2 separate regions of the Mus musculus genome follow, and region 2 is linked to region 1. A link is a loop called in an ENCODE intact Hi-C map of the cell type or tissue named here. Cell type or tissue: left cerebral cortex. All regions are shown on one strand. Links, peaks and the distances in the headings refer to the core of each region. The heading gives the core; the rest is flanking DNA. Region 1 has its middle 17 kb from the start of Gm36227. Region 2 holds the start of Gm35940 (a long non-coding RNA gene).

Region 1 (11,373 bases), core at 1,109-9,108:
GGGTTGTTGGGACTTCTTTGTTCCATGTGTCACTTGGAACCCTTACAAAGGACGGCGTGGATGCCATCTTAGATCTGAACTTTCCAATGTGAGTTCCCTGGTTGTCAAAGACGGGAAGAGAAGGCCGGATGAAGGACATTGTCTCTCAGCTGTCACCACTGTTCACAGTCCATCCATTTCAACTAGTCACGTGACTCCAAGGTCGTGCAGTGGAAGTTGGATAATATCGGACACTAACGGTTTCTGCTATGAACGTGAGGTGGATACAAAGAGAGATGTGGCCGCTACCCTCCATCTCTTTTCAAAACTTCAGTGCAAAACACAGGGCTCTAGGAGTCAATGAGCAGGGCTGAGTCTGGGAAAGAGTTTTGTAGACCATGTTGTTTCAGCGAAGGCAAGGATTGGTAGGTTTTGATAGGCTCTTGAACAATGGCATATTGGTGAAGAGGCGTCAACAAAACAGTGGGAAGTTTGCTTGAGGCACAGAGCACATGATTAAAAAACAGAAAATGAAATGAAACAGAAAAACAACCATCCTAAGGTAGTGATATCTGAAGGAGCATGCAGATACTAGGCCCAGGCACCCTTCATGTGTACTAGCTCATAGTCTTTTGTCCAGACCTTTTCTAAGCCAAGTTTAGTGACCCAAAGCCATGATAATGTGTGACAGAATTGGTGTTTTCTCTAGTGGGTGCATTAAACACCCATTGGAGGATTCAGCGAGGGCCGATGCCAGAAGGTCACGAAGACCATTTGCTCTGAAGGCAGAAGAGGAGGTGGAAGGTTTCAGAGCAGGGGAGCCATAGCTGGTGCCGGGCCAAGGGTGAACTCTGGGAGAGCGAAGCAGACGAGTTGGAACTCAGTTCTCTGCACAGCAGAAGAAGAGGCCACGGGCCATTAAGTAATCAAGTGTGCTCCAGGCAGGGTTAAGCCAAGTGAGAACTTGACTTGGAAGCAGATAGCTATGTCTGAAAGGCGTAGGTTTCAGAGAGAGGGTTAGATGGGGCCCTGCGATATGGCTAGGGTTTCTAAATCAGGCATCAGTCAGCTTCATTTAGCAAAGACAACTGAGGAATGTTTTGAGCAATGCCTCTTTGTCCTTCCCTGTCCCCAGCCTGAGTCTAGTCCTGTGCCCGACACACCTGTCCTTTCAAAGCCTGAGGACATTTTCAAAACAAACCCCACAGACTCCTTGCCTTTCTTTCAAAAGCTCTCCTTTTCTCTGTGAGTGATGAAATAATTGAAGTCAGGATGTTGTTTCTCTTTCTTTTCCTCTCTTTTCTTTTCTTTTTTTTTTTATATAAGAGCCATTACAAAGGTGTGAAATATTAGACACTTACGCATCTGTGAATAAGATTGTAGGCTAAAACGTGTGAGTTCCCGTCTTAGCTAATGAACCAGAATATGGTTTTAATTTTTGAACAGCAAAAATGGTCTGGCGCTTTTTTTTTTTTGGTCATCCTGCAGAAGACTTCATATTTTAATAATTCAGTGGAGCCTAATTACTTTAATTAATCACCTTCTTTTGAGAGATGTCAGTGGGCTTCATTATATTATTGTTGTTGTAGGTACTGTGGGGAATTTTAAGAATACACACACACACACACACACACACAAACTCTTCCTTGGTCACTCACAGACACTATCTGTCCTGTTCATACCTCCTGCTTCTCTTGACACACTTTTGCCCAATGACTGCTTAACAGAGCCATCTTTGGTCATTCCATGCCTTAAAAATTGCTGTCTATAGGGAGAAAAGTAAAATGCTATTTAGAGCCAGTCAATATTTTTGCATCTTTCAGAGTCATGATGGGACCGACAATAGCTTTTATTGTACAATCAGTATAATTTGCTTCCCTTACAACAAAGCATAATTAGCTTGTAGTTCACACAGTGGCAATGCAAATGTGGCCATTTCTGAAGACTGTTGGTGAAGGCTCCCTTCCTCGCTTAAATGCAGTGTCCCAGTTTGGTCCTGGCCCAGGCTCTCTAGGCATCACTAAGCAGACCTCTTCATCTGTGTGGGATTCTGTAAGTTTTTTTTTTTTTTTTTTTTGCATGAAGGAAGGACAATGCTTTTATACAGCAGCGTTAATGACACACACATTGGATGTTTAGAGGCTGGGCGTTGGCGCTGGCTTGGAATGAACCTGTGTGGCTTAACTGCTTGTTCGACTGGCTTCAGGGCTCTTCTCCTTACTGACTGACCCTTTAGAGACTGACTGCTTCATGTCGTTCAGTCTGACCTCGGACTTGCTGGGTAGCTGAGGATGGCCTTGAACTTCAGAATCTTTCCCTCCCACCTTCCCATTGCTAGACTTCCCGGCTGGTGCACTACATCCAGTTTGTGAGGTGGTTTGAGATGGAACCCAGGCTTCACCCCTGCTTGGCAAGCACTCTACCAAGCAAGCCATATCCTTCTCTTCATGTTTAAATTCACTAAAGAGAGTTTAGGTCTTAGGATTGTCAGCCAGTTCCTCCATTAAATATAAAATAATACCCAATTCATCTACACATTGAAACATAGAGGGACTCCCTTCTTTCCTTTAAGACTCCCCTTCCTCTCCTTGGCAGCTGCATGGCTTTGAACTTCCCCTTGCAGCCTGTGGCATCTTTTCTTTGCATGTTACACCCCTGGCCCCGGTCCTGGGGGCTCTGCTCAGTTAGGACAGGACCGCTAACTCTGCCAGGGAGTTGGGTTTTATGAGAACTGAGAACAATGGTGTGTGCAGCCTGCCCCGTGCTGCACTCTATCAGACTCCTGGAGACTGCAGGAAGACTTCCATTTGAGGCTCAGGCTGCAAACTTTTATTTTGAAATGCCGGCTGTCTGAAATCAGGTTTATTCAGCTTTGACTTTGGCTTTGAACTGAGGCTCACATGGTACCTGTCACCTGAAGGGTGACAATTAGGGTCCGCACATGGAGCTACGTGAACAGAGCCTCCGCTTTGTTAGGTTGACAGAAAAAGAAGGCCTGTTTAGAAATCTTTCTTGTCTCACCTCTTCCTGTTTTCTATCCGTGCACCACCCTCTATCCTCCTAAATCTGCAGCAACAGGGGAGGACCCAGGAACAGACAAGGAGGAAAAAAAATCAATATCAAATCAATTCCTGCTATGGATCCAGAAAGACTTGTGGTCAAAAACAGTCCTGGTCCTTTTGAGTCCCTTAAAATTTTTGTATTGCATCCAGAGATGGTAATTGATTGAAACTGCCTGTGGTTTTAGGAAGTGCTCCGGTTACAAGGAAAAATCCTTTTATGTTGCTGGACGGCAGCCACAAAATCTCTGAAGTCAGGAATCTGGCAGAGGTTGAGCCTCCTCCAGGGTGTAAATAAACCAGCCTGGTCTATAACCCAATAGAAGTCAATTTATTGTGTGTGTTTCAAATCACTCAGCTCAAAGCCCTGCCCAGTTATTAAAGAAAAAGGTGTGGGATACAGCTGCAGCTCAGACAATAGGTGATGGTAAGCAGCAGTGTTTGTTAGGCCCTGTAGAACTCCCGGAGGAAAAGACGGGGCCTTGCAGGCTCAGTACACCTCTTCCTCCCTACTTGCAAAGAACTGCTCAAAATCAAGCAACCAGGCATGATTGGCACCCAGAGTCACTTACTGTGCTAGCCAGGAGCCTGGGGCTCAAAATGCTTAAGTGGGTGACCATTTTATACCGCTGGTCAGGAAACCCAGTGACATTCTTTGCTGCAGTGTTCGGCCATGTGGAAGGCATTGGAACTGGGGGTTTGGCTGGGCCAGATCTTGTTACCCACTGAGATGCCCATGGCAATGTGTGATGGGAGCCTGTTCCAATGCCTTGGGCAGATAACATGTTGAGTCCCAGTTCACACCAAGAGCCGGTTCACTTACACAGCAGAAGGTTATTTGGGGTTCACTTAGTCAAGACTAGAGGAAAAATCCCAGCGCCTGTGCACCAGCATTCCTGCCTCCAGCTTTAGCATCATTGCAGACCCCAGACGGTGTGTGGCAGCGGGTTAAGGGTGTTAAACATAGGAGGCCTTGCTTGCATCTTGCTCCAGACTGGCAATGACAATGAATTATTAGAAAAACCCAGGGTAGTCGACACAAAGCTGCCTCTTAAATGCTTATTTTTTCAGCCTTGGTCCATTGGGCACCACTGACCATCCACACCCTAAGATACTCTAAAATACCCCACCTTCACAGTATTCCACTTCATTTTAACATAGCAAAGCATTAATAGTCTGGCCGAAGTGTTCTCTCTCTCTCTCTCTCTCTCTCTCTCTCTCTCTCTCTCTCTCTCTCTCTCTCTCTCTCTCTCCTCTCTCTCTCTCTCTCTCTCTCTCTCTCTCTCTCTCCCTCCCTCCCTCCCTCCCTCCCTCTCTCTCTCTCTCTCTCTCTCCCTCCCTCCCTCCCTCCCTCCCTCCCTCCCTCTCTCTCTCTCTCTCTCTCTCTCTCTCTCTCTCTCTCTCTCCCTCCCTCCCTCCCTCCCTCCCTCCCTCCCTCCCTCCCTCCCTCCCTCCCTCCCTCCCTCCCTCCCTCTCTCTCTCTCTCTCTCTCTCTCTCTCTCTCTCTCTCTCTCTCTCTCTCTCTGTTTTTTTTTCCTGGTGGCCTCCCTCCCAACTCCATCCCCTTCCATCTCATTGGCTCCAGACAAGTACTGGGGAACCAATGAGATTCCTCTTCTTCATTCATGTCCTAGCAACAAGCCCAGTTCCAATCTTTCTCTGCCAAACTAACACCTGAAAAATTACATCATGAATAATGGCAAAAAGCAGCAAGGGCCAGAGAAGGGCTTTTTTTTTTCCCCCTTCAACTGTCTGCTGCAGAGTTCATTTAAGGTGTTTTCGTCTAGATTCTTAAAGCAACAATGTCCTAGGTTTTTGCTGATCTTTTTCAGCATACATACATACATATATATATATATATATATATATATATATATATATATATATATGCTGTTATCGAATGAAGTAACAGCTTTTGAAGCTAAATAAAAGGAAAACATTTTAATGGGGTTCACTGTATAGCCGTCCACACACACCCCTCCCAAGTCTGCGTTTAGAGGAGCGGAGGGGAATTAGACTGCTCTCCTATATTCTTAAGGAAAGGACGAAATTGGCCCAAGCCTCACAAGGCAGCACATCCACCCACTGTTCAACACAAAAAAAACGTAGTCCCCTTCCTGGCGGTGCCCCCTGCTCTTGTTAAATATCCCCTAGGCCCCTTTCATTACTCTTTGGGGATAAAGAAGCCATTCTTTATGAGGATCATGGAGCCAGGGAATGAGGTACCTGGAGAGTCTTCCCCGGAAGTGAAGTTGTATAGGGTATGCAGAGTGGGGGTGCTTTAGTGCGTTTAGTTCCGTACACGTGGGGGCAGCGAATGCAAACTCGTAGCTGGGGAACCACCACAGGGACAATGACATCCAGATGACCTGGGCGGGGGCGGGGGGTGGGGGAGAGGAAACTGAGAAAGAGAGGTGAGGTGATGTGGTGTGGGCTTGCAGGAGGATGATGGGGGAGGGGGATGGAGGCCCTGGAGGGGGTCGGGGCTGTGAATGGAAAGGTCCACCCTTCTAGGCATTTTTCAAGTCCCAGACGCCGCTTCCGGCTTCCCCCACCCCACCCAGTCTAGAGCAGACGCGCGCGAGGAGACTCAGACACAAAGGACCACAGCCCTGCGCAGGAATCGAAGGGGGAGGGGAGGGACACCTGCCCGCGTGCACGTGCAGGGGCGCAGCCAGGGAAGACCCTGTGCTCAGTCTCTTGCTCTCCCCTGCAGGATCTATGCGTGGCAGGATCTGGCAAGGGCCCCAGGAGTCGGCTACAGGGGGTGCTTGGCTGAAGGAGCAGAAAATAGGTCCACTGGGTGCCTGGCTCCCTGATAGTGTTTGCTGATCTCCTCAGCCATAGCCTTGGCAGCAGGTGGTGCCTCCAGACAGCCTGCCTGGGTGCTTGTGAAAGCGAGTAACTGCATAAATTCTGCGTAGGAAAGAGAACCATGCCAGCGAAGGGACTAGGTGGAGGAGGGAAAAGGGTTTGTGGGAGCTTGCTCTTCGGAAGGAGGTAGAGTCGGTAAGCTCATAGTCACTCCCCCACACAGGTTACACTAATGTTCTTGCTCAACTGCTGCCATGGCGGGTGCGGGAGGAATCACCGAGTGGCCTGAGGGGCTCTAGGCAATCCGTGTCTTTTTATCTACCTACCAGGGTTTCAGCCTGTTTTCCTGGGATCCAAGAAAGAGACCCAGGCTCGAAAGCATCCCAGCGCACAGTGCAGAGAATTTGGATGATGCTCTGATATTTGGGAGAAACAGGTGGTCGTTCAGCTCAGTGAAAAAGTCACCAGGGGAAGGAGCCCCACAGCGGGGTCTTCTGTTGCATCTTTCTTGGGCAGGGAGGTCTAAAGCTGTGGGATCCTGTCTCCTCCCCAATGTCATTGTTAGTGACAGAGGGAGGTGTTGCAGGTATGCAGGGGTGGGGTGGGGTATGGCTTCCACAGAACTCAGTCATGCCAGTGCCAGCATGATACCCTCCTTGGTACTGGGCAGCAACCCTGGGTTGGGGTGATATTCCTACCTCGAAGGTTTATGTCCCCACACCACCCGGGGCCTCTGTAGTATAACTTGTTTCTGAATCCCCCCTCCCCCCTCCCCCCCAGCCTGGTTCCTTGTCCTTATTGTCCTTCCTGGGACAGGATTCTTCTGGCTAGGCTTTAAGAGTTGGTTTTCTGAGCAGGAGTGATGGCTCAGTGGGTATGTGTCTGACCTCAGTGCCCCCACTGCAAGATGAGGATCTGAGATAGAAGAATTCCCGGGAAAGCTCATGAGCCCTGTCACACAGAGCATCGAGCAAATGACCCTGTCCCAAACAAACTAACAACGCAAGGTTTTCCTTTAACTCCACAAGTGTGCCTGCATTCTAACACATGAACACACACACCAAAATGACATTATGCACACACATACACACACACACACACACACACACACACACACACACACACACACACACACACGGAGAGACAGAGAGAGGCAGAATCAGACAGAGACAGAGAAATTGAGATTTTAAAAGTTGGTTTCCCCCTGGGCTCTGTTCTGGGCCCCGCTTCCTCCTCATGTTTTTGCTTTTGACTTCTCATCCTCTTGTAGGTTTTGATGAGCCCCACTATTATTGCCTACAGCCCCCCAGTAAGGTGGAGTCATAGATCCCTCATCTTCTCCGTCCTTCTGTTTCACTTCTTGGCGGTATTACTACTCTTTAAATAAAGAATGCTTTTGTCAGAAGAGTTGTCCAGGCCAGAAGTTTGACTGCCATTTTGGACACATGGTGGATGCCCTATCCTTCACCCCCGATCAGTCATGAAGAACTTTGGCTGTTGCCACGTATGTTTCAGAGGTCCCCCTCTCCCTTCCCCACTGCCAGCAGCCGAGGACAAGATGCCAGTTTTCTCAAGCAGCCTCAGATCAGTACGTGCAGCTCCTGCTTAGGGCTCCTCGGTGGCCTGGACCTGGCTTCCTGCCTTTCATACTCTGTCTCATTTTTCTTAGGGCTTCAGCACACTAAATTTCCTTCATTTCCTTGAAAAAAATGTTTCCCTCTTCTACAGCGGCTTTGTAATGTGATACACACCCTTCCGCTGGGTACATCCATCCCAAAGTTCCCTTCTTTCTCATTTGGACTCAGCCAAGCTCCCTTTCAGAGGATCTCGGGGCTGCTCAGACCCTTTCCCCATAAGAGCGCAGACTGTACTGCTCAATAACAAACACCGGCTCCCTTAAAGCACTGCGCCCTAAGAACAGGACGTGGTGCTTTCTTTGTCATGGTCACAAATGCCTAGGGCATGGTAGATACTGAAACATTTGTCAGCATCAGAATGTCTTCCAACCGTGTGCCACCAAATGTTTTGATGACCAAGATTTATTGCTACAGAAAAATGTGGAATAAGGCAAAGTCAGTGTTTAAATCCAATTTACACCGTCTCCTTTGATTATCTAAAGTCAGTGTTACTGAGATATGAGTCACATATCCGTGATGTGCACGAAATGAACTCACGCAAGTCTGGGAGGACGGCTCATTTGGTAAAGCGTTTGCCACAGTAGCGTGAGCTCCTGAGTTTGATTCCTTAAAGCCAACAAGGACAAGAGCTGGGGACAGCGGTGCATGTCCGAAATCACAGCTCTTAGGGTGGGAATCAGGGGTGGGGAGACAGGAGAATCCTGGAGCTCGCTGCTCTTTCAGTCTCACTAAATGGGTGAGTTCCAGGGCTAGGGAGAGAGCACATCTCAAGAAAATAAGGCAGAAGCTAGGTATGGTGGTGCACACCTCCAATCCCAGCACTCAGGAGTCAGAGGCCAATGGATCTCTGTGAGTTCGAGGCCAGCCTGCTCTACATAGTGAGTTCCAGGATAGCCAGGGCTTCATAGAGAAAGCCTGTCTCAGGAAAAGAAATAGGCAAAACACTTGAAGAAGACATGGGAGTTTGATCTGTGACTTCTACATGTACATACACACACACACACACACACACACACACACATACACACTTGCACACACATGCACACACACAGTTCATTTAGATGTATATTTTGATGAACTTTGATTAGTGTGTGTACTCTTACAAAGCACTACCAAAATAAAGAAAGACATGACCATTCCTGTCATCTGCTGTGTCCCTTTGCAAGTCCCCAGCACCCCTTGGTCTGTCCTCTGTCCCTTCATGAGTACAATCATTGCTATGGTGCTGGCTGCTGTAGAATTTCACATAAACAGAATCATGAGGTCAGTACCATTTGTTTGGGGAATATTTCTATTTGGCATAAGGTTTTTGAGATTTTTCAGCATCGAGAAGTACTCATTTGTCCAGAATGCCCATGCCATGCTGTCATCTAACTATAGAGAGGCATTTGGTTTATCTCCAGTTTGGGGCTGTTAAGTCAACATCAAACATTTCTGTATGAGACTCTGTGTAAGGGTGGAGTAAGATTGGAAGTGTGGCATCATTAGGTCTTCGTGTACATCAGTGTGTCTCTAACACATTTTCCCGAAGTCCCATTTTATTCTCCTATGGAATCAAATAAGCATTCCCGTGATTCTGCCTACTCGCCAAGACTCAGCCCGTATGTAGTGATGATTCATTGTGCATTTAACTTTCATTTCCACATTTACTAATGAGGTGATCTTTTCCTGTGCACACTGGTCATACCTCCATCTGCTGGGTGTCTATGTTGGCTGCTACTTTGTTCCTCTTCCTGTTTCTCTTCCTGCTCCTCTTCATCCTTCATTGCCAAGATGTAAAAGCTTTTCACTTTGGATACAAATCTCAATAAAACAACACTTTGCCCTCCTCCATCCTGATTTATAGCTTTCCTTTTTTTATTTCCTTAACAGTATCTTTCAAGGAGCAGAACAGACGATTTTAATTTGTATGGAATTTTTATCCTTTGGATACGTTTTCTTCTTCCACTTCCTTCCAGGGGCTTTATAGCTATAAACTTTGGGTTGAAAATAACGACCCATCTTGAGTTGCCTTCTATGTTCAACGTGGAGTGAAAGTGGAGACTTATAGTTCTTTTTACTAGGGAACCAGTCATTTTTTTTTTGTTTTTGTTTTTGTTTTTTAGCATCATTGTTTAAAATTATTTTTCCCGCTTTTATCCTTGGCAGTTCAACTGTGTGTTAACTTTCTAAAATGCTGAAAACTCAACTGACTACATGTGGATGAATCCCAACACCACTCCCACCCCCAAACTGGATCACTGTCTGCTCGCCAACACCACACCCTGATGTTTAGTAAGCTTTCTAGTGATCCTAAGATCAGACAGCATAGTCCTCTAACTTGTGCTTTATCCAGAACGATGTTACTGCATCGCCAATCCTTTGTATTTCCACGTAAATAGTTAAATTTGATGGTCAAGGGTCTGGAGAGATGGCTCTGCGTTTAATACCACTTGCTGTTTTTCTCAGAGAACTCAGGTTCAGTTCCCAACACCCACATCAGGCTGCTAACACCCTGCTGTAATTCCAGTTCCAGGTGATCTGACATCTTCTTCTGGCCTCTTCATACACCATGCAAGCACCTGGTACACATACATACATACATACATACATACATACATACATACATACATACATACTACTACTCACACATAGAATAAAAGTACAACATTAATTAATTTATCAAACCCATCAATAATTAATATTTTCAATTAAATTATTTTGATAATAGAGATTCATTTGAGAGAGACTTTTATATTAACATTCCAGTTTCATCCATGAGCAAGGCACATGTTGGCATTTGAGCTTTCTCTAGTTTCTCTCAACAATGCTTTTGCACAGTAGTTGTTAGTATACAGGTCTCAAAAGTATTTCTATACTTATCCTCAATTACTTGAAAATGCAGATGCAATTGCGGTCACGTTGTGTTTAACGTTCTCACATCTTCATTTTTTCTGCATGTGCACATCACCCTAGCATGCCATGCTAAGCCAAATTCATTTCTCTTATGTACAGTACACTAAGGCTGTCATCTGTTTTTCTCCTGTGTCTGGTGAGTGCCACCAGTCCTTTCAGTGTTAAACTAATTGTCCCCTTCTTGCTGTAAACTATGTTTGAGCATGCTCTGTTACCTTTTTTATGAACTTAACTTGCTAATATGCATTCAAAGCTCTTGTATCCATATTTACAAAGGGCGCTGATTTGAAGTTTTGCCATTTGGTGTTGCTAGTATAGTATTGTTGTCCTAGGAAACAGAGTGCCAAATACTTAGGTTTCTTTAAAACACTTTCATGAGAATGGTATTATTTCTCCCTCTAAGTTTTGATAGGACTCAGAATTCCCAGAAATTTCTAAAAGCAGTCATATAATATTAGTATTATATGACTGGACATTTTCAAAATGATAATTTAAGTATAAAATCAAAATATCCATCAACTCTGAAAAACACCAAGGATGCTCCATCCTGCATCATCAAGTACGCCACTGAGATTTAATTTGCTGTGTAAAATTTTAAAAAAGCAGCACAATCATTTCATTAGTATGCAAATTTACTTTCATATTTAATAAGCAAAATTATATGTATATCAAGGAATTTTTGAGATAAAATTCTTTATAATTTGTTACCAGCAAATATTTAATCTGCATTTTATAATAGCTATGATGTATAATATATCTTTGGGGTTGTATAAAAATTTCCTAGGTGAAACAAGGTTGCAGGTGGAAAGAGTTTAGGGAGTCTTGTTCCACTCTACGCATCTGGTTGCCTGGGCCTGCTCACACAGTGACCTCTGCCCCACTGTGTCAGGACTACAGTGCATTCTTTGAGCCTGCTCGCCATGGGCTTCCAGACAGAACACCCACTATGCTGCAGGAAGCACCTAACGTGCGTGTTCTTTCTCTGTCAA
Region 2 (11,373 bases), core at 1,577-9,576, 130 kb after region 1:
AAGAGTTGGGAGGAGAGACACGGAGGTCCTGAACGATGGAAAGTGACATCATAGAGGCAAAGGTCGCAGGTGCGGGACCCTGAGACTTAGACACAGAAGTGCTTGCTGTCTTACTGGTCCCTCCACATGAAGATGAAAGAATTATCCTGTCAGTAGAGTGTGATGGTCAGAAAAATGCGTTCTCTTAATTAATTAATGACACTGGCTCTGTCCGAATCAATCTGTGGGAGATGGAATGCATCTCTGAGGTGAAGCATTATGGCTTTATGTGGAAGCAGACAAGCAGGGCGAGAGATTTTAAATACTGTCCATCCCCAGCATTAAGTGCCCCAGTTCTGATGAGAATCTGGTTTTCCAGACTGTTACTTCATCCCAGGTATTTGTTCCACTTCATCAATATATAACTATAATGTAGATTATATATACACACATATATATATACACACATATATACATATATATGTGTGTGTGTGTATATACATAAATATATATTTAAAGTGTAGCATTTATTGCCTTAAAAGGCTGAGGGAGACATGGCAAATAGTAAAGTGGTTCAACGTTGATAAACCGGATTGGCATGACTATATAACCCAAGGAAGAATTTAAATCTTCTAATCTCTAAGTTTCCCCTTCCATATAATGGTGAAATTAAGGGTATAGTCAGTTTATGTACATAAAAGTCATGCCAGTGTGGCACAATTGTCTCTTTCAACACCTTAGTTGTTGCTTTGTGTGTGTGCAGAGTGTAGTGATGGAAGGCGGCTTGATGCTTCACACACTTGATCTAAGGTCCTACATGTTTATCATCTCCTAATTAGAATCCTCAAGAAGTCACTACATGCATTAAAAACAAAAAACAAAACAGAACAAAACAACTGGTTGTCCAATCATTCTCGGCTTGCTCCTACAGAACATTCAAAAAGGTCTGAAGGTTATGAGGCCATTGACAGGCAGAGCAAAGGAGAAAGGACTGTTTCAGAGCGACCGTGGTTTATCTTGATCTCCGACAGTCTGAACACAGTGTAGAAAGTGAGAGGGTCCATCTGCCTGATTGAGTTCATTAGACAGAAGCCCCATTTCCCTCATTTGGGCAAAGTTCTAGCACTGGGTCTCCAGGCTCGACCTGAACTTTAAGGCAATTAGGCTTTTGGCTGCCTGTCTTCTTGTCCGGGCTATGTTCTTATGCCAGCCCTTAGGAGGCTGCATGTTTCACTCTTCCCTGTGTCTGCAGCTATTCCAACAGTCCAGCAGCCAAATCTTGGCTGTCTATGTCAAAAGTTCTCATTGCATTCCCTTCCAGGCCCACAGGTTTTCATGCTATGGAAAGTATATAAGCCGCCTTGTTCCTGCCTTTCTCGCTCTCCTGCTTTACTGATGAATTGTAACACAGCTCCATTTCTCCCTTCTTCATGGGTTTTCTCTTCTCAGTAGGGCAGGGGAAAACTTTCTTTAAAAGCAACTCCTGGAACATCTCAATCCTTTGGTTCTGCTTGGATCAGAGTAGCCAGTCATTTCCCCATGGTCCTTGGTGGTTTGGTGGTTCTGGCACCGCTTGGGATGATGGAATCTCACTCGGAAATGCTTGCTATGAGGCGTGGCTCAAGCCACTTTCTCTTTCTTCCAGCCAACAGCAAAGCAGCCTGCATTCCTGTGACATTGCTGTGTTTGGGACAGATCCTTTGAAAAGGAAGTGTCCCAACTGGATTTATAGCCATGTTCCTTCTCCATATGTTTATCAACCAAGTTCTTGTGTCCCTCTTGCTCTGCGGGGAGTCTTGAGGCTCCTTTACATCAATGTTTTACATTCTTTCCTGTTTTTCCCCACTCACTCTGAATCCTTAGAGCCCATCCTTTCTTAAGTAGCTCTTCTGTGTCTAGAATCCTGCTTTTCACTATCCTGGCTTTCCATCCCTTCCACGAACTCTTAGCATGGTACCATGGTGCCCTGGAAGGAACATTGAGTGGGTGGCTACATAACTGTGTGACCTCGGGCATGCTACACCACTGCTTTGGGTCTTTGCCTTTTTCTTCTAAACACATGGACTGAATCAAATTATGTTTAAGGGGCCCTTCCTGCTGGGGAAGCATGCTGTGAAGTGTGGGGACTTTCAAAAGCCCTGGAATGCATTGCTCAGCGGAAAATTAGTTGAATCAGTTTGTGGTAGTCTATGATAACAATTCTGGTGACCCTGATCTTCTGACCCAATAGGCTGACTTCTTCCTTCAGTATTCTTCTTAATGCTATCTTAAGATAGACTTTGTGAGTTTCCCAGCTTCATGTGTTACCATTTCTGGCTCTTTCTTATTGATCAGTTCATCACTGGCCACTGAACACAAGTTTTGAAAGTCTTTCATAGTCTGCTTTCTCTTCAGATCTTATAAATCTTTCATTTAAACAAAGTTTTTTTTTCATTCATTCACTCATCCATTTGTTCTCCATTGTACTAGACACTGTCTACAGCTCAGGGAATTGATGCTCAAAGAAATTTAATTTTATTGTTTAAATACTGTTTAGAAAGGACAGCTTTTATCTGCATGTGTCAGTATTGTTTTTAAAACTGTCTTTCAGTTCATTGTATTGGTTTAGAGAGCAAATAAAAAATAAACAAACAAAACCCAGAACTTATTAAAAAAAAGATTTATTCAATTTGGGAGTAAGTATTTCAGGCTGGCTGCAGGTTCCCATGGAAATATTTTGATTCAAATCACTGGATCTGAATCAAACATTAGGGCTTCACTTGGAAACATGGGCCTCACTTAAATCTTCATTGTTACACCTTAAGAATGTCACTTTTTAACATTGCTATAATGACAGATGGGCTGAGTAGGTGTGTGATTCTTACAGTAAGAAAATTAAGGCAGGCACTGCTCAGGAAGATTTTTCTTTGGCTTCTTTATAGTGATTCAGTGAGAAGTAGGCATGAAAAATTACATTGAAGGTAAAACCTCAATATTATGGTCTTCTTTCTTAGTGCTCTATTGCTGTGAAAAGACAGGATGGCCATGGGCATTCATATATGCACATGTATACACACATGCACACACACACACACACACTTAACTGAAATTACAGTTCAGAGGTTTCATCCATTATCATGGTAGAAGCATGACAGCACACAGGTATTCATGGTGCTGGAAATGAAGCTATGAACTTCACGTGTGGATCCACAGGCAGCAGGAAGACAGAGCAACTAGGCCCATCTCCAGTGACACACTTCCTTCAATTAGGCCACACCTCCTAATCCTTTCAAATAGTGCCACTCCTTGATGTCTACACGTTCAAATATAAGATCTTCAAACCCGTCTCTTCAAACCACCACATCAGGCCTTTAGCTTCTTAAAACATGGGTGTAGCTGAATGTGGGGATCAGAAAATTTTAGCAGTGATGTACGGCTCTCAAGCACATAACCATCAAAATTAATTTAAAACCAACCCTATGGTGAACCTGAGGTGTTTCTTGCAGAGTTTGCCTGTACTGTATCACATGACTTCACTGCAGACTTGGTCCTAAACACACAACGTATTCACTTTGCACACAATGTCATACTTGCACAGGGTGTCACACCACCGAGCACCAGCGACGGCTGCCTGCAGTACCTCTTCCATATTTGAGGCTATTGCATGCTATGCACTGCAGAGTTTTTGATACTCAAGCAACATTTTCTGATCTTATGGAAACATGATGAATTAATTCATGCAAATAAAGATTTTTAATGTTTCTTGAGCATTGTTTCTCACCATGTTTGTATCAAGTTTGTGTATCCCTGGATTGTACTGTGTGAATGTTTGGTTTTTGAGTTGCTGCCTTCAGTCTCATAAAAAGTTACCCAATGGATTTTGGCTTGGGATTTGGATATTTGCCAGCAGTTTCTGAAATACTCCTAAATTTATTTCTGCTTTAGTCTATATGTTTTTGTGAAGCAGATTTTCAGCATTGATAATCATAAAGTCAAAATATAGATCAACTCTGAAAAACATTGAAGATGCTGAACATCCCATAGTATCAACTATTCGAGCATGATTTAACTGTTTATATAAAAATAAAGAGACACATTTATATCATCAGTTTTCTTCCATCTTTAATAATGCTACAATTATGTGGATAACAAAGAATTGTTTTAAAACAATTTTCTTTATGATTTATCAGTAAATATATTTGATCTGTAGATCTATCTTATACACTTACATACTTAGGGTTATGTAAATGTTTCATCCAGTGGAGGAGGCTAGTGAGTAGGAAGTGTTCAAGAAACTCTGCTATAAGGTCCCGTGGTATGAGGAAGGAAGAATGAAGGCCTTGGGCTTGTCTGCAGAATGCTGGACAATCCGTGTTGAGTTACTTAGGACAGAATCGGACCCACAAGTCTCTATGCATCTCTTACTTCAGAAGACTTAGTTCTCTCTTTGCAAAGAAAGGCAAACTATTTAGCCTGGTGAACTCTATGAGGTGGTTGAATTTGAGAGCCAGAATTGACCTTTGTGAGCCAAAAGCACGTGTTAGTTCTAGGGTGTTGTAACTTTGACTTTGAAGGAAAGGACTCAAACCTGAGACAAAAGAAATGATGTAGCCTGAAGGATATCAGGTAGAAACGACTCGACTCGTTGCCTCACAGAGCATCAACTATACATAACCATAAGAGGAATGCAGCCTTAAACCCCTCATGACTTTCCTTGTGTCCTGCCTGGTCTCACGATCCTCTTGAGCTGGCATTTCTGTGGTGGTGCCATGTACACCCACAGCTACCATTACTGGCTTTGGCTTCTGAGCAGCATCCTATCTCTTGTCTGTGCTGGAATGCTCTCTTTTGTTTCTAATCATGGCTGCACAGCTTACTGTTCCTATAGGAGCCTGTAAGACACCCCTTCCAGCAATCACGTTGTGTGGAGTTTCGGAAATCCTTCCTGGAGAGTCGCCTCATCATGTCCAGACTGGGAGAGACAGGACCCTTACCCTTCCTTAACACACTTCATCCTATTTGCCTGATTTTGGTGCAGTCATTTGGCAATATTTTCGACAGAATAACAGATGTCTAACCAGAGCAATTTAGTTTCAGTCAGATAATAATCCCAGGCTACCCGGGGCCTCACAATGCCTGCCTGTGGAAAGGAAAAGGCATTTTGGGAGTGACATTTGATCCCTCCCATATACTCAAAATACAAAGGAGTCTAAGTGTTGACCAGTTTTAGGTTACTTACAGACAAGCTTTCCACTTCAGTGATTTCAGAAATTGGGTGGCTTGTTCTTTGTCTCATAAAGAATTCATTTTTAAGATGCTGATGGTCTCGGTGCTGGCTTGTGGCCAGCTTCAGGAAGTGTGGTTCACAAGCCGTCAAGGCTTGCACATAGTCCGCATTCCTTCGGTAATGCAATTCTGGGCCCAAATCGATTCCAGAAGTCTGATCTTCTGAGAGAGGCCAACACACCAGGCTCGTCGAGCAGCTCCCTCGGCACATCCCTTGCCCACCACCTCCACCAGCCTGGAAGTGTTAAACAGCCAATCACAGAGCGCAGTTTGGTGAGACCCACATTATGGGGATCTGAACAAGTCGATGAGCTTGGCAGTTTATGCTTGAAGAATTTGTTTCATGTTTTGGATAAAGTCTGAGAAATTATCCTTCAAAATGCCTTAGATTTAGTAACATGCCAATGCACTGTGTTAATGCAGCGAGTTTTCTTTCTCCCTCCCCCCACCCCAACCTTTTTCTTTTCTTTCTCCCTCTCCCACTTTTTTTTTTAAGGTTAAAAGCTGCCTTCCCTTTTAAGTATACGTAATCCGTCCAAATCCCGCCGAAGGGAACAAAAGGGACGCTGGTGATTTTCTCTTTCATAAAATGCAGAGACTTCCTCTCTGTCCTCTGCAGGCATCAGGCTATGAACTGAAGGGAAATTACTCTCCTCTCCATAGAGGAGATTATGCAAAACGAGAAGCCAAAGCCAATTGCCATGATACAAACACAAATACCAGCTTAATTCTGTGCCTGGCACAGCCTTGTGCCTTTTCTTTCCAGATGTGGGTGCCTATCTACATCTGCCTTCTTTTGAAAAAGAAACATTCTATTAGCTGAGGTTTTGAAGAGCTCACATGCCATAGGAATTTCCAAAGGACTGCCGTGACCTTCAACCCTGTATCCCAGAACTCAGTCTCCTCTTCCTCCTCCACACAGAGCCGTTTCCCTAACTGCCTCACTGTGGGCTCCAAAAGCCAAGGCTTGCTTTTCTCAGTGGCCTTTTTGCTGGATGGACTGGGACAGGCTTATTTGACGCCACCCTCCACCCCAACCCCCTTTTTACACAGGCGCATAGACAGTGAGGGGAATTTGCTTCTCTGTGAGTGATTAGGTGGCTGAAGCCTCTTCTGTTTTGTGTGTAAATGCTGGAAGGAGAGTTAGTGAGCTTTTGTGTGATTTGGGTAATGTCTTGAAGGTTCATGTCAGGACTTCTGGCAAGGCAGGAGAACATAGACACTTTTTAGACGCTAAAATGTCCCTCTTTTAGACGCTTTCAGAGCTGGGCTAACAGAAGCAAACCTGGCAGTTTGTTTTTTTTTTTCTTTTTTTCTGAGGCAACTTCCGCTCTCTGCTCTGTTTTTCCGGGGTCAATACTAAGTCAATATGCAATTCTTCAAAGCTGACACCGGTGTGCTGACACGAGTGATGGGTAGCACCTGGAGGCCAGTGCGGGGTGCACATTGGTCTCCTAGATTATTTGAAATATCGATTCTCACATTTGTGAGTTAATGCATTTATAATTCTGGTGGATTTCCACTGTATAGTAGACACTGCATGGCTTGAGGAGAGTTATGAATCTGAATTGCTTGAACACAGTTGAAAAGGTATGCTGTATGCTGTAGTGTGTGTGTACCACACAAAGTGCAACATCATGGTGCTTAAGAGATCACACAAATAATAGTAAAAAAAAATAAATAAATAAAAAAGAAGCTTTGAAGTCCACATGCATTTGGAGTCAGCAGAGTGACTCAAAATGATTCATTCAAAAAAAAAGTGATAGCTTCATAAGTCAATACAAGTCGGTGTTATTTTAATGTCTTTCTGGAACTTCTGGCTTCTGCTTAATGATCTGAGATCCATGCTTTTGTTCTAGTCGCAGAAGACTCACCTAGTCAACAGCAAGCAGGAGGGAGACATAATGCATCCCAGTAAGACCAAGTCTGCAGTAAAATGCTAACGCTTCATTGGATAACAACTTGTCACGTGGCCAGGTGCAGTTACAAAGGAAGCTGGGAAATGAAGTCTATAGAAGAAGTCATCATCGTAAGAAAGAAAAAGCCATTGTGTCTGCCCCAGGAAGTCCTCAGTCGAATCTCGTTTGTAATATTCACCAGCTCTAGGACTCAGGAAAATCAGTTCTTTGAACTTCAGTTTTTCTCATCTTAAAATAAGATTATATTCATCCTATGTAACTATTGTAATATCATAACTTTATAACATCTAAAACAAAGAACGAACTGTGTGCATTTGTTTGTTTCCTGGGACAACATCTCCTGCTGTAGCCCAGGCTATCTCACTGATTAGTTCAGGCTGGCCTGAGATGTAAGGCAATCCTTCTTAGCTTCTCAGGTACTGTGATTACAGAAGGGAGGCACCATGCCCAACTTCCAGCGTTTGAAAACGGTCCTCTAAGTTTTCATACTTATGTGTGATTGATTTTGAGTTAGTTTTTGTTTTTGTAGCATTGTGGACACTGAGGACTTTATTGCTTCTTGACTAATTAAAAGCACAGCCACTATAATCTGCAGGCAGGTCTGTTTTTGCAATGCAGCCACGTTTAAGCTTGCTTTATCACCATTAGGAATTGGTCATTTTATGAATGTATAATGTCCTTCATTGAATCTAGCAATTTTCTTTGATTTGAATTCTATCTTGATTGATACTAATAAAGCTATTTTAGCCTTCTTTTGATTAGCGTTTGCTTGATATTTTACTTAATTTTCTTTTCTTTTTTCATGCACGCGCGCCTGTGCATGTGCATGTGTGTGTGTGTGTGTGTGTGTGTGTGTGTGTGGTGAGTGTATGTGAATGCATGTTTACATGAGTGTATGACTATGGGGTGGTGGGTGTATATGCATGTGGATGTGTATGGAGGTCTGGGATTGATATGGGGACAGTCTTCCATTGGTCTTCTACCTTAATCAGTAAGATGTCTCTCACTCCAACCCAGAGCTTGCCTGGCTAGTCTTGTTAGTAAGCTTGCTCTGGATCGTCTTTGAGGAGGCTGGAATTATGATGGTAGATTTCGATGCTTACCTAGCACCGGGACTTGGAGATCCCGACCCTGGTCCTTATGCTTGCTCAAGTGTCACTTCCCAGGCCCTGTCATTATTTTTTTAATCTCCTAATATAATTATGTTTAAAGGTGTTGGGTTTTTAGGTTTTTTTGGTGTTTTGTTTTGTTTTGCTGTTGTTGTTATTTGGTTTTGGTTTTGGGTGTTGGGTTTTTAGTTTTTTGCTTTTTTGTTTTTTTGGTTCTGTTGTTGTTGTTGGTTTTGGTTTTTGTGGTGACGAGCATGCCCTTGGATTGAGGATGTTTTCTTTCTTCTAACCTATTTTGCTATTTTAGCTTTTGGTTGGTATCTGTATAAATCTACATGCATTTGGTGCTGGGAATGGAAGTCAAGTCCTTGGACTTGCTAGGCAAGTGCTCTACCACTGAGCAGCATCCCCAGAGCTATACGATTTACTTCTAAATTTACACACCTATTAGGATTGACTCTTTTGACATTTTTGGTTTAATATTATTTTCGTTTATGCCCTATGCTTTCCTGTTCATTCTTCCATTTCCCCATTTTCATGTATTCAACCCATTTTTAGAAATGAGTTTCTATTTATTTTTATACACATTTTTCATAGTTTGTGATGTCTACTCTAGGGATTACAATAGGCATCCACTGTTGCTTTTCCCTCAATTAATTGCTATCAGCATTTTTCCACTTCAAATAGTCTACCTCAAATTGTGATTGCCTAAATCCTCAGCTTCCATTCCCATCTCCCTCTTACAGTACAGTCAGCTTAACTAGTACATTGGTAACTTTGTGAAAAGGTTATTATTTTGTTTTTATATATAAAATGATACTGTACAGTCCAGTGGTGGGGACAGTCTAACACCTATGTGTTACCACCCAGGGCGCTCCTCCTTCATTCCAGATTCTGAAATTTCCCTCCACTCTTATAAGAAGAACTTCATCAGCTGGTCTCTCAGTGATGCTACTGACCACAGATTCCCCTTGCTTTCATTCACCTAAGGCGGTCTTTCCTTTTTCTTCCTGCAGGGTATTTTACTGGGGTTCTTGAATGCCAGCTCTTCTCTCTGAGCTTGTGTTTCCTTGTGGCTTCCAGGATTTTGTAGGAGAAATTTGCTGTTGTTTAAATTGTTTTTCTCTTGCTAGTAATGCACAGTCTCTCTCTAATCCCCAGATTTTTCTTTGTGTTTAGGTTTCAGATGATTGATTACGATATGTCTTGACAAGAGTGCTTTGTATTTATTTTGTTTGGCGTTCATGCAACTTATTGAGTCACAGGTTTGTGTAGTTTGCTAAATATGAGACTTTTCAGCCATGTTTCTTCACATTTTAGCCCTTCTTTCTTCTTCCTCTCCCTCCACGACTTCAACGTGCAGATGTTAGATGATTTGCTGTAGATGAAGGAGTTTCCTACCTCCCCAACCCATAAGCCTTAGGCTGAAGTAGTTTCCAAATGAGTTCAAGGAAGAGATAATTTTTGTATATAACAATGCACAAGAACAGATAGGTTTGAAAATCATATTTTTAAATGTTTACTTTAAAAATCATATATAATGTAGCAATGCTAATTAGAAGCCATGCATGTTTGAAATATACATAGGTTTGTTATTTCATCATGATAATTCAAAATTATTTCTCCTAGTCACCCTACTGTGCAATAATAGTACGTACTGTGCAAACAAGAACTTACACTCATCTAAATGTGACTTAGTACCAATTAATCAACCATTCTCCATTTTTTCTTTCTTTCTTTCTTTCTTTCTTTCTTTCTTTCTTTCTTTCTTTCTTTCTTCCTTTGTTCCTTTCTTCCTTTCTTCCTTTCTTCCTTTCTTCCTTTCTTTCTTTCTTTCTTTCTTTCTTTCTTTCTTTCTTTCTTTCTTTCTTTCTTTCTTTCTTTCTTTCTTTCTTTCTTTTTTTTTCTTTTGTTTTTTTCAAGACAGGGTTTCTCTGTGTAGCCCTGGCTGTCCTGGAACTCACTCTGTAGACCAGGCTGGCCTCAAACTCAGAAATCAGCCTTCTTCTGCCTCCCAAGTGTTGGGATTAAAGGCATGCGCCACCAAGCCCCACTTTATTTCCATCTTGTTTATGGTTAATAATGTTTCAGACAACATAGGTATGACGTTGTCTTGCTCATATCCTGATTTCATTTCCTTGGGCCATTAGTCAGGAGTAGAACTAACAGATCATATACTCATTTTTTGGGGGTGGGGTGGGGAGTCCATGCTATTAACCATAATTCTTGTAATTTGTGTTTTCCTCAAGTATGCAAATATTCTTCCTCCACATCTTTACTAATACTTATTAGCTTTTGTTTTTAAGTAATAGTGGGATGGAGAGATGGCTCAGTGGTTAAGAGCATTGGCTGCTATTCCAGAGGACCCAAGTTCAATTCCCAACACCCATTCGGCAGCTCACAACTGTCTATAATTCCAGTTCTAGGGGACCCTCACAAAGGCATACATGCAGGCAAAACACCAATGCATGTTTTTAAAAAGCCACTTATATAATGGCTATTTTTTTTTTACTGTGGTTTGATTTGTATTTCCACAATGAGTAGTAATATTGAGCCTTTCTTTATATATACTTGTTGGCCATTGGCATATGCTTAGAAAGTTACACTTTTAAGTGGGTTAGTTTGCATTTTTCCCCTGAATTATTGGAGTCCTTAGATATTCTGGATCTTGATTGTCAGGTAAATGGTTTGCAAGTTTTTTCTTCATTCTGAAGTTGCCTCTACATGCTGGTGACTGCTGGCAGTGTGGAAACTTTAAGCTGGATGTAATCCCATTCTCCCATTTTTGTTTCTGGTTCTAATGCTTCAGGGATCTTGCCCAGAAAACCTTCACACATTCTAATGCCCTGTTGCTGTTCCTCTATTTCCTCCAAGCAGCCTTAAGTCTTAAGTTTCACCCCTGAGAGGTAGGTGTCCAGTCTTATTCTCTGTATGAGTACACAATTCTCTCATACCACTTAAACAAAAAGGCTATTCTTTCTTCAACATGTGCCCTTGTTGTCTTTGCAGAAAACCAGGTGGATCTATGTGATAGGTTTACTTCTAATTTCCTGTTCTGTTCCAATTATGTATGTTTCTGTCTTAGTTCCATACCAGGTTCT

The links. Peaks named below come from ENCODE experiments on the same cell type or tissue, not always from the same donor. Only the 100,000 strongest peaks of a DNase experiment are listed, where the experiment ranks them.
Region 2: it touches region 1 in a loop (2.2-fold over the local background); 3 of 42 quality-filtered maps call a loop at or near these places.

The regions. Positions count from the first base shown.
Region 1 is chr9:41,930,106-41,941,478 of GRCm38, reverse strand. No RefSeq gene overlaps it. Among named protein-coding and RNA genes, the nearest start is that of Gm36227, 17 kb to the right of the region's middle. In left cerebral cortex, for the core only: no CTCF peak of the experiment used is centred there; DNase peaks (open chromatin) are centred at 4,696, 5,175, 5,918, 9,063 and 1 more place; H3K4me3 peaks cover 1,191 bases; H3K27ac peaks cover 928 bases.
Region 2 is chr9:41,799,707-41,811,079 of GRCm38, reverse strand. Gm35940 (a long non-coding RNA gene) reads right to left here and starts at 5,446. Exons shown (of 3, transcript XR_379298.3): 1 at 5,198-5,446. It overlaps LOC115486408 (a long non-coding RNA gene), which reads left to right and starts at 5,397. Exons shown (of 2, transcript XR_870663.1): 1 at 5,397-5,517; 2 at 7,104-7,921. In left cerebral cortex, for the core only: no CTCF peak of the experiment used is centred there; DNase peaks (open chromatin) are centred at 2,118, 2,824, 5,926 and 7,200.